Linked DNA regions of Homo sapiens: region 1 is linked to region 2. Evidence: chromatin loops called from intact Hi-C (ENCODE). Cell type or tissue: heart left ventricle. All regions are shown on one strand. Each heading gives the region's core, and the rest is flanking DNA. Links, peaks and the distances in the headings are about the cores only. Region 1 overlaps FKRP (fukutin related protein). Region 2 overlaps AP2S1 (adaptor related protein complex 2 subunit sigma 1).

Region 1 (2,880 bases), core at 1-2,500, 83 kb before region 2:
CCCGCTATGTGGTGGGCGTGCTGGAGGCTGCGGGCGTGCGCTACTGGCTCGAGGGCGGCTCACTGCTGGGGGCCGCCCGCCACGGGGACATCATCCCATGGGACTACGACGTGGACCTGGGCATCTACTTGGAGGACGTGGGCAACTGCGAGCAGCTGCGGGGGGCAGAGGCCGGCTCGGTGGTGGATGAGCGCGGCTTCGTATGGGAGAAGGCGGTCGAGGGCGACTTTTTCCGCGTGCAGTACAGCGAAAGCAACCACTTGCACGTGGACCTGTGGCCCTTCTACCCCCGCAATGGCGTCATGACCAAGGACACGTGGCTGGACCACCGGCAGGATGTGGAGTTTCCCGAGCACTTCCTGCAGCCGCTGGTGCCCCTGCCCTTTGCCGGCTTCGTGGCGCAGGCGCCTAACAACTACCGCCGCTTCCTGGAGCTCAAGTTCGGGCCCGGGGTCATCGAGAACCCCCAGTACCCCAACCCGGCACTGCTGAGTCTGACGGGAAGCGGCTGAAGCCCTGATAACCTCGCCTTTGTTTTTCGGGGGTCTGTCTGGATGTGGAGAAGCTCTGTGTGAGCGGTGAGGGGTGGAGGGATGTCGCGGAGAGGGGAAGGGGGAAACTGACCAAGAAAGAAATTCTAAGGAGAGCATGAGAGAAGGCTGGCATTGGCAGGAGGAGAGCACCAGGACGAGGATGGGAAGCGACCTCCAGATTTATCAAATGGTCATGCCCACTGGGAGCCGTGGATATGCGTGGGGACATCCTGGGTCATCTCAGTCATGGAGGGAGACGGGGATGTCACGCCGTCCCGCAGGGCCCAGCACAGCCCCAGACCCGAAAAAAGTGTTCTGCCCAAGATTCCGAGAGCCCTGCGCTCTAGGGCAGGGGCAGAGTTTTGGAAACAGTGCAGGCTCTGGAGCCAGACTGGCGAGATTCAAATCCTGGCTCTATCGCTTCGGAGCCAGGTGGGCCTGGGGGGGCGTCGCAGTCTCTCTGTGCCTCAGTTGCTTCCAGGATGCGGGACCCTTGGCTGCAGGGGTTGCTTCCGCCACTAGAGGGCGCGCCGGTCCCGCTCCTGGTGGCCCACTGTGGCTGCCCGGGCGACAGTACGCCCAGGGCCTGTGTTCCATAGCCATCTACTCTCTTGAGCCTTTGGACTTCTCTCCAAGCCCCTGTGGGAGGCGGACAGCAGTGACCACCTCCCCTTCTTTTGGACTGCGACCTCCTTCCCTCCTGGGAGAGCCCTGTGACCTGCATGCTACTCTTAACTGTTCTATTCAAGACTGAATAGAAGTATTTCAGTCTTGCAGAGGAGGAAATGCTCAGAGCTCCGAGGTGCGGCTGTGGTCGAGAACCGGGTGCTGGGCCGGGCGCGGGGGCTCACGCCTGTAATCCCAGCACTTTGGGAGGCCGAGGTGGGAGGATCGCTTGAGCCCAGGAGTCTGAGACCAGCCTCGGCAACATGCCAAGACCCCGTCTCTATTTTTAAAAAAGAAAAAGAACCGACTTCTGAATCGCAGCTCCACTCATGACTAATACCTCATTATTTCAGCTGTCTGCACCTAATTCCCCACTTGCACGGCAGTGTAGACAATAACCATAGCTCACACTCACTGAGCACCTACTGGGTACCAGGCACCATTCTCAGTGTTTCACCTGGATCAACTAATGCGTCCCTCACCTCAGCCCTCTGAAGTGACAGCTGCTATTATTTTCATTACACAGATGAAAAAGCTGAGGCCAGAATCGTGAAGTCACTTGCTCAAGGTCAGGCAGCTTAGGAAGGGGCAGATCGGGGGCTTGAACCCAGGTGGTCAGGCTCTGGAGCCCACAATTGTCTTACCCACTATGCCCCTCTCTAGTCATGGTCCCCAAGAGGGGCTTGGAGACCCACTTAGCAGGTGAAAGCAATGGCAGCCTTCCTTATTTGATTATGCACCTAAGAATAAATGGTATTTGGGCATGTATTCCCAATATGTGTATATTTATTTATAAATATATACAGATACTATTATCTGTATGTTAGTAATAAAGCTTAAATTATTCCATTTTAAAATTATGAATATGAATAGGGTTTTTTTTATGTTTCTTGCCTCATCCCAATGACTTTTGCACACCCAGGTGTGAGCACCCAGCATTCAAGACCACGGGTTAAAAAAAAAAAAAAAAAGCTGGCCGGGCGTGGTGGCTCACGCCTGTGATCCCAACACTTTTGGGAGGCTGAGACAGGAGGAACACTTGAGCTCGGGAGTTCGAGACCAGCCTGAGCAATAGAGCAAGACTCTTGTCAATTAAAAATAATAAATAAAGCCAGGCATGGTGGCTCACGCCTATAATCCCAACACTTTGGGAGCCCAAGGCGGACGGATCACAAGGTCAAGAGATCGAGACCATCCTGGCTAACACAGTGAAACTCCGTCTCTACTAAAAATACAAAAAATTAGCTGGACATGGTGGCGGGCACCTGTAGTCCCAGCTACTCAGGAGGCTGAGGCAGGAGAATGGCATGAACCCGGGAGGCGGAGCTTGCAGTGAGCCAAGATTGTGCCACCGCCCTCCAGCCTGAGCAACAGAGCAAGACTCCATCTCAAAAAAATAAAATAATAAATAAGAGGCAAAATGTTAAAAATAAGCAAGGACTGGGCACAGTGGCTCATGCCTGTAATCCCGGTACTTTCGGAAGCCAAAATTGGAGGATCCTTTAAGGCCAAGAGTTCAAGATCAGCCTGGGCAACATAGCGAGATCCCCTGTCTCTACAAAATAATAAAAAAATAGCCACTGTTTTAGTCCCTTCTCATGCTACTAATAAAGACCTACCTGAGACTGGGTAATTTATAAAGGAGGAAAGGTTTAATCGACCCACAGTTCAGCACGGCTGG
Region 2 (2,905 bases), core at 286-2,785:
GATGGGAACAAGGTCATCAGAAAGAGACAGCAAAAAAAGAGACCAAGGGGGAGGCAGGGGAGAGAGAGAGACAGTGACAGGGAGAGAGGCAAGGAGACACACAGAGAGAAACAAAAGCAAAGATCGATGCAAAGAGATGGCAAAAGGTCAGGCGCGGTGGCTCACACCTGTAATCCCAGCACTTTGGGAGGCTAAGGCAGAAGGATGACTTGAAGTTAGGAGTGCAAGACCAGCCTGGCCAACATGGTGAAACCCCATCTCTACTAAAAATACAAAAATTAGCTGGGCATCGTGGCGTGTGCCTGTAATCCCAGCTACTCAAGAGGCTGAGGCAGGAGAATCACTTGAACCTGGGAGGTGGAGGCTGCAATGAGCCAAGATTGCACCACTGCACTCCAGCCTGGGCGACAGAACAAGACTCCGTCTCAAAAAAAAAAAAAAAAAAAAAAAAAAAAAAAGAAAAAGAAAAAAAAGAAATGGAGAGGGAGAGTCCCAGTCACTGCAGAGGGAGGGCTCAGGAGGGACCAGGGAGGGTTCCCAGGCCTTGGGGGCCACTCCAGGGCTGCCCACCCGCCTCCCCACCTTACATCCCTCTCCCGCCGTACCTCCACGAAGTTGTGAATGGCCTCCAGGTAAGCCAGGTTGTTGTCATTGACATCCACACAGATGCAGAAGTAGAGGCCAGCATAGCGGCGGTAAATGATCTTAAAGTTCCGGAACTGCAGAACAGAGAGGCTGTCAGCAACGGAGATTGCCAGGACCTAACGTGCCAGACAGAGTGGGGCCAAAACATTCACTCCTTCACTCCATACGTGGTCCCGAGGCCCAGCTCTGTGCCTGGCCCTGTGCTGGGGTCACAGCAGTGACCGAGACAGCCCTAACCCTGCTCACAGTGCAGCGGGGGCAGGCATCCCCAGAATGGACAGGATGGGCTGTGAGAGCCCAAAGAGGGTGCCTAACCCCCTCTGATCCTGGAGAGTCAGGAGGGCTTCCTGGAGGAGGGGGTATCGGAGCTGAGAGCTGGAGGATAGGCAGGAATGTTCTAAGCAGATAGCAAAAGCCCGGGGCTGGGCGGGAGCCTGACGTGTTCAATAGTGTCCATGCAACCTTGCCACTCCCTTCTGTGACTTCCTGCTACCTCTGGAGACAGTCACATCCCTTAGCCTGGAATTAATTAACTCAATTATTTAACAAATACTTCCTGAGCAGCTACTCTATGCCAGGCCTGTGATAGGCAGTGTGGGGAGGAGGGTTACCACTGCCACCAAGACGATCCTGGGTCCTTGTCCTGCCCTCACTGAAATGCGATATACACAGTTAGCAATAGTAACACAGACACACACCGTGAACAAACATGCCAGGATCAGGGACATGGATTCTCATTTTATGCGCGTGTTAAGTAGACAAAGACAGATATATATGCATACTGGGTTGCAAAGTACAATGTCTTTGGCCAAAACCTGAAAATCCAGTTCAGTTCTATATGTTCTCAATGTCAGGTTCATTACAAAAAAAAAAAAAAAAAAAATCCCAGCACTCCAGGAGGCCGGGCGAGAGGATCACTTGAGCCCAGGAGTTTCAGGCCAGCTTGGGCAACATGGTGAAACCCCATCTATACAAAAGTACAAAACTTAGCTGGGTATGGTGGCGTGTACCTGTGGTCCCAGCTACTCGGGAGGCTGAGGTGGGGAGATGACCTGAGCCTGGGAGGTCAAAGCTGCTGTGAGCCACGTTCCCATCACTGCACTCCAGCCCGGGAGACCCTGTCTCAAAAAACACAAAAAAACAGCAGCTCTAGGTCTGGGGTGTGCCTGTGTCGCCACCTGCTGACAGCTATGAGTGCCAGCATCAGTCTTCGGCATTTTTTTTTTTTTTTTTTTTTGAGTCTGGCTCTGACGCCCAGGCTGGAGAGCAGTGGCTCGATCTCGGCTCACTGCAATCTCTGCCTCTTGGGTTCAAGCGATTCTCCTGCCTCAGTCTCCCGAGTAGCTGGGATTACAGGCGCGCCACCACACCCAGCTAATAGCTTTTTACTCATTTTTTCAGCTCAATCTCTTGTTCATTGCTATACTCCAAGCATGTTTTCAGGGTTTTTTTTGTTTTTTGGTTTTTTTGAGACAGTCTCACTCTGTCGCCCAGGCCAGAGTGCAGCGGCGCAATCTTGGCTCACTGCAACCTCTGCCTCCCAGGTTCAAGCAATTCTCCTGCCTCAGCCTCCTGAGTAGCTAGGAATACAGGTGTGCACCACCACGCCTGGCTAATTTTTGTATTTTTAGTAGAGATGAGGTTTTACCATGTTGGCCAGGCTGGTCTCCAACTCCTGACCTCAGATGATCCACCTGCCTCTGCCTCCCAAAGTGCTGGGATTACAGGCGTGAGCCCAGCCTGAGTATGTTTTCTGGTGTGATTACAGTAAGGCCTACATGTAATCCACGGGTAAATGAGCTGACACTGATCATCAGTGCTCCTCTCTTCTTGCAATCCAGCTTTTCTGGCTCTCACCCTCCTCCGCCTCCAGCTACTGCTCCATCTTTCCAGCCTCCCTTCCTGTTTTAAATTTCGAGGCTTCTCAGGGATCTGCTGCAGACCCCCATCTCTCCTCCAGCTACATTCTCTCAGAGAAGCACATTCTCTCATCCTGCAGGCTGGGGCAGGTGTCCCCTCTGAACATCCCACGCCACTGCCCCACCCCTGCCCTGCCCCAGCCTGACCACTGCTGGTCGCCACTGTCTGGGGATGGGTCTGTCTCCCCATTGGACTGAGCCTGTGGGGGAAGCTGGAGCTGTCACACTGTGTCCTCCATGTTGCCCTGCAAAGGGCTGGCACAGGTAATGGCCCCCAAAGACATCCACATCCTAATCCCACACCCTGTGAATATGGGACCTTATATGGCAAAAAGGGACTC

What was found. Peaks named below come from ENCODE experiments on the same cell type or tissue, not always from the same donor. Only the 100,000 strongest peaks of a DNase experiment are listed, where the experiment ranks them.
Region 1: a loop joins it to region 2, with 6 times the contacts of the local background. A loop is called at or near these places in 109 of 110 quality-filtered maps.

The regions. Positions count from the first base shown.
Region 1 is chr19:46,756,427-46,759,306 of GRCh38, forward strand. FKRP (fukutin related protein) reads left to right here. Exons shown (of 4, transcript NM_024301.5): 4 at 1-2,149. The coding sequence ends at 512. Among named protein-coding and RNA genes, the nearest start is that of STRN4, 11 kb to the left of the region's middle. In heart left ventricle, for the core only: a CTCF peak has its summit at 1,045 (motif pointing right); a DNase peak (open chromatin) is centred at 1,065.
Region 2 is chr19:46,838,860-46,841,764 of GRCh38, forward strand. AP2S1 (adaptor related protein complex 2 subunit sigma 1) reads right to left here. Exons shown (of 5, transcript NM_004069.6): 3 at 606-719. Among named protein-coding and RNA genes, the nearest start is that of SNAR-E, 9.6 kb to the left of the region's middle. In heart left ventricle, for the core only: a CTCF peak has its summit at 1,824 (motif pointing left); no DNase peak of the experiment used is centred there; H3K27ac peaks cover 872 bases.